2 separate regions of the Homo sapiens genome follow, and region 1 is linked to region 2. The links are chromatin contacts, found by Hi-C in ENCODE. All regions are on one chromosome and are shown on one strand. Each heading gives the region's core, a stretch centred on a gene start or an enhancer-like site at or near the end of the contact. The rest is flanking DNA. Distances are from core to core; before and after follow the strand shown.

Evidence for each region. Hi-C counts contacts between places; a loop is a spot of excess contacts on that map. Pooled maps may share reads with other maps.
Region 1: a pooled map shows a loop between it and region 2 (9-fold over the local background). The contact joins the promoter of MTF2 here to the promoter of ALG14 in region 2. A Hi-C loop is called at or near these places in 8 of 50 pooled maps.

The regions. Positions count from the first base shown.
Region 1 is chr1:93,075,741-93,081,270 of GRCh38, reverse strand. MTF2 (metal response element binding transcription factor 2) reads right to left here and starts at 1,988. Exons shown (of 15, transcript NM_007358.4): 1 at 1,740-1,988. The coding sequence starts at 1,744. RefSeq lists enhancers at 1,945-2,239, 2,176-2,425.
Region 2 is chr1:95,070,767-95,076,357 of GRCh38, reverse strand. It overlaps ALG14 (ALG14 UDP-N-acetylglucosaminyltransferase subunit), which reads left to right and starts at 3,407. Exons shown (of 4, transcript NM_144988.4): 1 at 3,407-3,595. The coding sequence starts at 3,460. RefSeq lists enhancers at 3,286-3,645, 3,886-3,965.

The DNA of each region.
Region 1 (5,530 bases), core at 739-3,238, 2.0 Mb after region 2:
CACAGAATGTCTTTCCTAACAGAGCTTTGAGGCAACGGGGATGATTTAAAGAACTATTAAATATAATTGTGTCATCTAGAAAAAAGGCTTAACAAGATGATTTCTGTACAACTAGTTCTAAAACTGTGTATGCATTTCATCCTGATAGTTACACATTTCCGTTAATACCCACTAACATTATAAATGTAGTATCAGGAAGCAGGTGTGTTCTTAATTCAAATATTTAGAACATTTTTAGCACTTTAAAAAACTGCAGGTGAACTAATTTTAAAATGTGAATTCAAATACATTTTTATATTTAGGAATCTGAAAAAACAAGTCATTTTGTATTCCCTCTCAAGTTATAACTAAACTATAGGGCACTTAAAGCCATCAGTCAAAACAACTCCCTTTAAAGCATTTTCAAATCTTAAAAAGGTTATTGTGAATTTAATTACATTTTATCCACATTAACTACTTCTACATACAACTATCTTTGAAATTTACTGACAAAAAAAAAAAAAAAAGGAATTCCCAAGAGAGAATGAAACCATGGAAATTGAAACCAGCTTGTAGGCTAGGTATACAGGAGGGTCACATGGAATCCATCTGAAGGAGAAAGTAACTACTATTACTACCGGAGGTTCTGAAGTCAAATTAAATCAGGTACTATTTACATATTTCTAGCTCTGTACTGACCTCACATGGTGCCTTCCTATGTATTACACACAGGCCTAGCTAGGTTTTCACATTTAAGTTAGTGTTACATGGTTTCTATCTTTAACCAAAGTTAAATGTTTTAAAGAATAGAGTAACATTCCATAAGCCTTTTCCCATTGTTCACAAACCCTTGCTGTTAGTCAGATTACCCCGATAAATCCATCTGTTCCCTCTAATTGCTTCCAAAGAAAAATTCTAGCAACCAAGGACACCAGATTGTAAAACACAGAGTTAGAGTTCTGGCACTACCGAAATATGTTAAGAAATCTTGGCAAATTGGTTAAAATTCCTTGAGCCGTAATTACCTCAGTTGTAAAAATGAATACAATACAAATCTACATCCTAGACGTAGATTATATGAGTTAGGTTTAATTAAACACAAGAAAAGCCTCATATTTTTGGTGAGCTCCAAATATAAGCTACCTAGCTTTCCCCCATCTCACTTTCCCTCCCACCGCTTCCCTTTAAGCTTTCAGGTTGTGCTTCCAACCTCCACTTCAGTGTGTTCCCCTTATCCTTACCAGCACTTACACTCGACCCCCTTTACTCCAATTCCATACAATTCCACCCTCCGATTCCAAGCTGCTACTTCCCTTTGCGCACTGCTAAGGTCCCAGGCAGCCCTCCACTCTGCTCCCCACATTTCCCTCAGCCCCCATTTCCCAACGGCTCCTCCTCTCGGCTCCCCACCCCCTCGTCACCAGGTTCATCCTGCCCCTCCAACCGTCTCCCGCCCCCAGGTTCCTTCCTGCCCTCCAAACACAGCTTCCCCGTCTCAACGTTTCATCTTGTTCCTCCAACAGACTCCCCCAACGACCTCCTCGCTCCTTTAGTCCCTATTTTCTCCCAACACTCAACTGACTACTCCTCTTCATCCATTCTTTTCAATATACACATAAATGCAAAGGCACCCACATACAGGAGCCCCCACCCCCACCTTGGTCCTCCATCTTTCCCTTTTATACTTGCTTCCTTTCTTCCTCCTTCCCCCAACCCCCATCTCCTCCGGAAGAGTCGGTTCCCAGGCCAAGGTCTCTCACCTCATTCGGTCACTTCAGTGGTGCCAACCGCTTCATACAGGAAAAAACAACCAATCCGTCCCCGTGGGCGCTTCCCCTGCGAGTCCGAGCACTTACTGGGCACCCGCCCCACCGGGTACCCGGCACATATGCACGCACAAACCGAGGTCCTTGGAGACAAGGGTTGGGGGTAGAATGAGCGTTCTTACACCGGCCTCAAACACAGCCCACTTCAATACAGCCCCTCGCCATTTTGGTTTCCCGCGGACTGCCGGTGCATTCTGGGAGCGCGGAGCGACTCCGGTGCCGAATGGCAGCTCTCCAAAGCCGCGGGGGGGCAGGGACTGCGCGGCGAGCGCGGAGGAACACCGCGCCCTGCGTCCCCGACTGGGGCTGAACAAAGAAGGACTCTTTAACGTTGCAGTGAGGCTCAGTCCTTCCGCCGCCGGGGCTAACACAATAGTGAAAGCTGCGCTCCTGATCGTCGGCAGGCTGGCACTGTTATACAGGAAAAGGGTCGTGTGCGACCTTCGGTGTGCGTGGTCGTAACGGTGCTCTGTGCATCTTGCTGGGCCGATTTCTTTTCCCTGGAGAAAACCTTAACTGAAGCACGTTTCCTCTACTTTCATCCTAAGGCCTGCTGTTAGAATTTCCTTCAGAGGGGAGAAGACCCAGGATGTCGAGATTAAATTTTATTCAGCGATTCACTGTCCAGTCCCAAACTCCTTATCAGGAGCTGCTTTTATGAAAGACTTTCAGACGATTTTTTTCCTAACGATGAAAGGTTGTTTTCTGTTTACCCGCTTTGCAGTCCTTCCTAGTTGTAATGAAATCTGAGAATAGTCCCCTGCAAAATGGTTTAAGAAAACAGAATTGTTTATTAGTGCAGACCCTTAGCCTGCCCAGATTCTGCTGCCTACAGGGGTCCCAACTGACAAGCTGTGAGATTGTATGCTTGTCTCTTTAACTTACACCTAGATACAACCCAGCTCCTCTTAGTAGCCACGTGTGGAATCTTTATTTATAATTTCGTCAAAATATTTTTAAAGCCATTTTATATTTTTGTCCCATATTATGCCACAGGGATAGTGAACACCATATTTTTTCTGTCTCTGAAAAAGTACCTTTTGTGGTCTAAGCTCATTTGGCTCATACTTCAAAAGGGGTTCCCTCAGCCTGTGATCTCAGAATTTGGCAAATAAGCATATTCGTTTTATCCAATACCATTCAATACTTTAAATATTGTGGTCATACCCTTCCACTCCTCTGCTTCTCCTGAATAATAGTCCTAATCTTTTAAGTCTGTCTTCTTACTGTACCCTCACTGTATCTACTTACCTACTACCTTTCAGGTTTCACTTTATTTCAATTCTCATCATCGTCTCTCATAAATTCGTCTTAAGTGACCTTCATACGTTGGCTGAGGAAAATTTTGACTTAAAAAAAGCAGATGCAGCCGGGCGCGGTGGCTCACACCTGTAATTCCAGCACTTTGGGAGGCCGAGACAGGCAGATCACCTGAGGTCGGGAATTCGAGACCAACCTGATCAACTTGGAGAAACCCCGTCTCTACTAAAAATACAAAAATTAGCCAGGTGTGGTGGCACATGCCTGTAATCCCAGCTACTCGGGAGGCTGAGACAGGAGAATCGCTTGAACCCAGGAGGCAGAGGTTGTGGTGAGCCAAGATCGTGCCATTGCACTCCAGCCTAGGCAACAAGAGCAAAAACTCCATCTCAAAAAAAAAAAAAAAAAAGTAGATGCATTCCCATTCAGGAACGTGGCATTAAGGTAAATAAATAAATAAAATATTAAAAAGTAGATGCAGTACAAAAATTAATAAAGATATTGCACAAACAGATATATTTGCTGTGCAGCTAAGCCTAATCAGAGAACATCTGTTTTGGAGAACGTTTGGTCTAAGTTTTCCTCAACATTTCTGTAAAGTGGTCACCAAGCCTCAACTTCAAAATCTTCAGTGATTCAATACTTCAGACGCATTCATTTCCACCTCAGAAACTCTAATAATTTAGGCTCTTTGGCTACACAAAAGTATTCTAATCCCTTATACATTAGAGAAGTAAATTATGCCTCTATCAAAAAAAAGTGTTATTTTTCTGTGCAAACGTGTGAGTACAAAGGTGTAAGCAAACCAAGTGTTCAGAGATTTAAGGACACTCAGGGAGTCACAGTCAAGTATAAAGAATACCTGTCAGCCAGCCACCAGCAACTCACTCCTGTAATCCCAGTACTTTGAAAGGCCAAGGTAGAAGGATCACTTGAGCTGGGGAGTTCCAGACCAGTATGCAGTCTGAGCCACATAGTGAGACCCTGTCTCTACAAAAAATTTAAAAATTAGCTGGGCCCCTGCCTGTAGTCCCAGCTATTCAGGAGGCTGAGGTGGTAGGCTTACTTGAGCCACAGTGAGACTGCCTCAAAAAAAAAAAAAAAAAAAAAAAAAACCTGCTGTAGTTGTGGTTCCTCGGAAATATAGAGTGAACTCTGATCAGAGTAAACTGTACCCTTTATTGTTGTATGTATTTCTGTGATCATCCTTAGGGTGGTTCATAAGTATTCTGGTTCCCCTCTCTTCCAGACACATAGTAAAATTGCACTCTGGCCGGGCGCGGTGGCCACGCCTGTAATCCCAGCACTTTGGGAGGCTGAGGGGGGCAGATCACTTTAGGCCAGGAATTCCAGACTAGCGTGGCCAACATGGCAAAACTCTGTCTCTACTAAAAATACAAAAATTAGCCGGGCGTGGTGGTGCATGCCTGTAATCCCAGCTATTTGGGAGGCTGAGGCAGAGAATCACTTGAACCCAGGAGGCCGAGATTGCAGTGAGCCAAGATTGCACCGCTGCACTCCAGCCTAGGCGACAGAGGGAGACTCTGTCTCGAAGAAAAAAGAAAAAAAAATTTGCACTTTCTTGCACCCCTGAAGTTAATTGCTTTGACCAATAAAATGGGTGACATGTATCACTTCTCAGGAGAATCTTTAAGAAGCAGAGACACATCTCCCTCCCCCATGCTATGGTAATCATGGAAGCTTGGGTTGAGATAGAATGTCTGTCGCTTTCAGTTCCTAAATGTCTACAATAAGCAGTGACTAGAATTGTGCAATCATCACCACAATCCACGTTTAAAACATTTCCATCACCCCCAAAAAATTCATTATGCGCATTTGCAGTCAACCCTCCTTCCAAGCCCTAGGCAATCTGCTATCTGCTTTCTGACAATTTCATATAAATGGTTTCATACAATAAGTAGTCTTTTGCATCTGGGTTCTTTCACTCAGAATATTTTTTAGGTTCATCTACGTTGTACCAGTCAGTAGTTATTTCTTTTTATTGCCAAATAGACTCCATTTGAATGAATGTACTACATTTTGTTTATCCATTCGCCAGTTGAAGGACATTTATGTTGTTTTCAATCTGGGGCTATTATAAATAAGACTGCTATGAACATTTGTGTACAAATCTTTGTATGGACATTCGTTTTTTATTTTTCTTGAGTAGATCCCTAGAAGTGGAATTACAGAGTTGTATGATAAGTTTATGTTTAACATTTTAAGATACTGCCAAACTGTTTTCCAAAGTGTAAGCAATATGTAAGCCTTCCAGTTTCCCAATATCCTCACTGATACTTGTCTATCTTTCTGATTTCACTCATAACAGTAGGGATTGCTAGGCATGGTGGCTCACACCTGTAATCCTAGCACTTTGGGAGGCCAAGGCTGGAGGATTGCTTGAGCCCAGAAGTTTGAGACCAGCCAGGGCAATACAGTGAAACCTTGTCTCTAAAAAAATAATA
Region 2 (5,591 bases), core at 2,158-4,657:
AAGCAAACCTCCCACCCCAGCCTCCTGAGTAGCTGGGACTACAGGTACACACCACCATCATGCCTGGTTAATTTTTTACAGAGATAGGGTCTCACTCTGTTGCCTTGGCTGGTCTCAAACTCTGAGGTTCAAGTGATCCTCCTGCCTTGGCCTCCTAGATTGCTGAGATTACAGGCATGAGCCACCATGCCTGGCCCACTACAGCTTCTTGACTTCTTGATTATCTATACATTCTGTGTCTGTCACAGCCCAGGACTTGGCTTACCCAGGTGACATTTTTGGCAGGAATTCTCAGCTATGTTCCTGTCCCTGCCTGCTACCTAGCTGCTCCCTGCAGTTCTCAACTTTCTTGGCAGGAAAACTAAAGAGTTTTATGATCACCTTAATTCAGAATAATTCAACCAATAAGTCCAAACAATGTCTGGTACCCCACCCTCTTTGATTCTCTGCATTTCCTTGCAAGCCCCCAATGTTTGATTGCTTCCATTCATTCCAGCTACATGCCAAGTGTGGTCAAACTAATATTTCCTACAGATATAGGTAATTATAATAGTGAGGGGATGAAGTAATGGGAAATGCAAGGGTGTCCTCCAAGTATTAAATCTACCTTAATATAGAGCTTGGGGCCTGGAGCTAAGTAATTATCATATGCCTGACATTTTCATTGCATGTGTCAGTTTACAAAGCTGTTTCAGACACATCATCATCACAGCAATCTAGATGCTATTGTTTGCCTACCCAACAACCCTCCCTGCAGCTTCCTCCTCACTGAGAGAATGCCTATTTTGTTCAGTACCCACCCTCCATCCAACAGCCATGTATTACAGGTGAGTTGTAGATCATCCTCCTCCCACCTCCACCAGCTTTGAAGTCGCTTTCCTTTTATGCCTGGGAAAGTGATATAAGTATGGCCAAAAGGAGTGAAAGAAAGTCTGCTGTGAGGGGTTCTAGAATAAGTTTCCTTGCCTTTAAAAAAATAAAAAATAAAGCAGGCCGGGCGTCATGGCTCACCCGTATAATCCCAGCACTTTGGGAGGCTGAGGTGGGCGGATCATGAGGTCAGGTTCAAGACCAACCTGACCAACATGGTGAAACCCCGTCTCTACTAAAAATACAAAAATTAGCTGGGTGTGGTGGCGCATACCTGTAGTCCCAGTTACTTGGGAGGCTAAGCCAGGCGAATTGCTTGAATCCCAGAGGTGGAGGTTGCAGTGAGCCGAGACCGTGCCACAGAGCAAGACTGGGGGGGAGGGGCAAAAAAGACCCGACAAGATAACCTCTTTTTTGGCTATGGAGATTGCCCTGTTGGATGTAACCATCCACACATCCCATTCTGGGACCACTAGTGTCTTAAGTATCAGGTAAGACTGTTTCAGGTTGAAGACATTATTAGGAATGGCAGAGTGGGCATATACAAGTAAATGATACTCCTTGTATTATCCTTGAGCTGTTTTTCTTACTACACCAAAGACCCTACCTCTGGACTTCCAACTACGCATTTGTAAGCCCAGAGAATTCTGATTCCATTAAAATTTGAGAGACACTGACTTCTAAGTCCACAACTATGAACTTTCTCCACCCTTACTAGCTAAGTAGACTTAGGCAAATTATTTAACTTTTATGGAATCTACTTCTTTGTCTGTAAAAAGGGAACTAATATCCACTTTAAGGTCTTACTGCGAGAATGTATAGTTAAGAAGATTTGATGGAGCCGGGCGCAGTGGCTCATGCCTGTAATCCCAGCACTTTGGGAGGTAGAGGCGGGCAGATCACCTGAGGTTAGGAGTTCGAGACCAGCCTGGCCAACATGGTGAAACTCTGTCTCTACTAAAAAAAAAAAAAAAAAAAATAGCCAGGCATGGTGGTGCATGCCTGTAGTCCCAGCTACTTGGGAGGCTGAGGCAGGAGAATCGCTTGAACCTGGGAGGTGGGGGTTGCAGTGAGCCAAGATTGTGCCACTGCACTCCAGCCAAGCGACAGAGTGAGACTCTGTCTCAAAAAAAAAAAAAAAGAAAAGAAAAGAAAAGAAAGAAGATTTGATGGAAGACAATTTGGAAAGTGTTGTAAGGTCCACGGACTCTACTCACAAAGTCTCCCAAACTTGCTTGCTGATAGGAATGGACACGCTGGTTACATAAGCTAATCCCAGGTGCCCGATCCCCGGAAATTCTGATTCAGTGTTTCCTAATGGACCCTGGGAGTCTGCACCTTTAATAACACATTCTAGGCTCCAGGTAAGTGTGGTGATCAGGCAAGTTTGAATTTAGCAAAGGAATACAGGATGCAGTACTCCTGTCCAGCAGGACTCAGATTTCTGGTTTCTGATTCTAGATCTGACGCTATTCCACTTGGGCAAGCAGTTGCACCTTTCTGAACCTTTTTACTCATCTGTATACCTGTTCAATATAACCTACAGGTAGGTCTATGGTGGACCGAAGGCAAATTATATTTGGGGTGAAGGGGCTCCTGATCTTAGTATTTTATGTTGTCGTAATGTGGATTAATTAGACATAATTAATTTATTAACAATTAATTAATTAGACATAAGCAAAATTGAGATTGAAGGGGGTGTTGGCAGATCATCATTTTGGCTGAGGACATGAGAAACACACTGGAAATGCTTTGTGATAAAATTAACTGAATATTAATTGTAGGACTGTGCCTTGTCTATCCTGCTACCTAGAGCCACTGAGCTTTGCAATCCTCTTAGGAGTGTGGCTTACCTTTAGGTGGTCACCCTCAACTACTCTGGTCACACTGAGAGCTGTGAAAACCTCGAGAAAAGTTAAAAACATACATGTTGGGAGACAGGGGGTTTGGATGAGGGCCCTAAATTCGATGTTTAAGCCTAGGGTCCTTACTGGCGAACACTTTCAGTAATGTCTGTGTGCAACAGAAACATTTCTCTTGGCATTAAAAAAAAAAAAAGAAAGAAAGAAAGGATGTATTCCCTTAGCTTCAGGTGGCATTCACGAAGTTGACAGAGCCAGAACACCTCCTAACTGGGGAGTTTCGGGACCTTTAGGGCGCAGAGACTGCCTGACCTCGTCGTGGGCGTAAATCAAGCTTCCCCAGCGCTTAACTTTACAATTTTCAGCTTACGCTTGGCTGCAGCTGCGCACAATCCGCGCAGAAGCAGGGGTTCCGCTGACAAACGTGAACGTACAGAACGTAGAAACCTTTTAACGCTAATATGCAGTTTCCCTGTATGGCTGTTGTGCATTATTAATCTAGGTATTGCGTATTTAGTTTAGGAAACACGAATACTACATGATAAATGAGGTAAAATGGATTGTGACTGGGACCTCAGCTTCTCCGTCGCCTCCACTCCTCCCAGCTCAGGAAAGACCAGCCCACCAAGACGTGCGTCCTCCGCGTTTGAGTCGCTTCGGCACCCGTAGTTGTGAACTTTGACAGCGGCTGGTCCCCGGAAGTTGGACGCATGCGCCGTTTCTCTGCATGGTGTGCGTTCTCGTTCTAGCTGCGGCCGCAGGAGCTGTGGCGGTTTTCCTAATCCTGCGAATATGGGTAGTGCTTCGTTCCATGGACGTTACGCCCCGGGAGTCTCTCAGTATCTTGGTAGTGGCTGGGTCCGGTAAGTATCGAGGAGGCGACTGTCGGACTTGGGTTGGTCACTACAAACCCCAGAGTGCACCGCGACGCTCTTCCCTGGTACCCTTAGCACTTCTTGGAGTGTTGCATGCAGAGATTTGTAGTTTCTCTGCCTTGCCGGAACCGGGCAGTCCAGCCAGGGTAGGGGCTGGTTTGCTGACGCGGCCCAGAGGTTTTTTTTATGACAAGTAATTTACACTTGTCTATAATTAAGACTCTCTGTAGCGTATATTTTTCAAACAATTAGTGAACAGAGAACGTAGAAGCCTTTTGATGCAAACATGCAGTTTCCCCGTATGGCTGTTGTGCATTATTAATCTAGGTATTGCGTATTTAGTTTAGGAAACACGAATGCTACATGACAAATGAGGCAAAATGAATTGTCACATTTATAAATATACAAAGTCCAAGAGGATAAAAACAATGATCTACGGGCTGTAGAACAATACACACGCGGTGGCAGAGTGTGAGCAACACACTGACCTGTCAGGTAATACAATCTAAATCCACCAACTCTGTAGGTGCTTACAATTTTAAATACACATATTTGACAGGGACAGACAGACACACACAGACACAATGTAAACATTTGGGTATGGCAGGAGATTGCATCCAGATAGAACATGTATAGTATGAGTAAATGTACTAAGTTTATGTTCAAGTATAACGCATTACTTTATTCACTTAATCTGTTTTGAGCTGTTAGAAAGACCAAACACTAAACTAACCTCTGGAAATAACAAAACTGACTAACATTACTTGCCACGGAGTGCTGACTCCGTGCTAAGTCCTGTGAGAGATGCAAAGATACAGCAGTAAATGAAATAGAGAATACAAAAAAACTAACAGAAAATAAATCAAAATGAGTATTTGCCACAATGAGATAAATGCTATAATCTTGTAATAATTGTGTAAGAAGTACAAATTGCTATGGCAGTCTTCAGGAAGGGCACTACTTTATCAGGTCTTAAAAAACAGACAGCTTCCTGGAAGAAATGATGCTAAACTGAAACTTGAAAGATGACCCAGAATTAGTCAGATGAGGGACAGCCAGGGTTTCGAGGGCTGGGAGGATGTGAAAAGAAGGTGATAACACTTGGAATGACCAGAGTTGAGAGAACACTATCGTGTAGAGTTCAATGTAGGGAGGTAAACTGAGTCCAGATTGTAAAGAGTATTTAAAATCTTGCTTTTTTTCTTTTTTATACAGAGTCTCACGCTGTTGCCCAGGCTGGAGGGCAGTGGCGCAGTCTCAGCTCACTGCAACTCCACCTCCCAAATTCAAGCCATTCTCCTGCCTCAGCCTCCCGAGTAGCTGGGATTACAGGCGCACCACCACACTCAGCTAATTTTTGTATTTTTAGTACAGACAGTGTTTCACCATGTTGACCAAGGCTGGTCTTGAACTTCCGACCTCAAGTGATCCTCCTGCCTCAGCATCCCAAAGTGCTGGGGTTGCAGACGTGAGCCACCCCTGGCCTAAAATCCTGCTTTATAAAGCAATTGCTGCTACTCCACTGTTGATATCATGTAGGGGTTAAGACCACAGGCCTCTAGGTTGTCATAACACCACACATGAATCACATTTCTGCCACTTACTACCTTGGGGATCTCAGGCAATTAGTTAACCTCGCTGAACCTTCTGTTTCTACATGGGTTGAGAGAGGACAGGAGAGATTAAATAGGATCATATTTAAAGTGTTTAGGCCGGGCGTGATGGTTCACACCTGTAATCTCAGCAATTTGGGAGGCCGATACAGGCGGATTGCTTGAGCTTAGGAGTTGGAGACCAGCCTGGGCAACATAGTGAAACCCTGTCTCTACATTAAAATAAATAAATAAATTAGGTGGATGTGGTGGCATGCACCTATAGTCCCAGCTATTTGGGAGGCTGAGGTAGGAGGATCACTTGAGTCTGGGAGGTGGAGGTTGCAGTGAGCTGAGATTGTGCCACTGCACTCCAGCCTGGTTGACAGAGT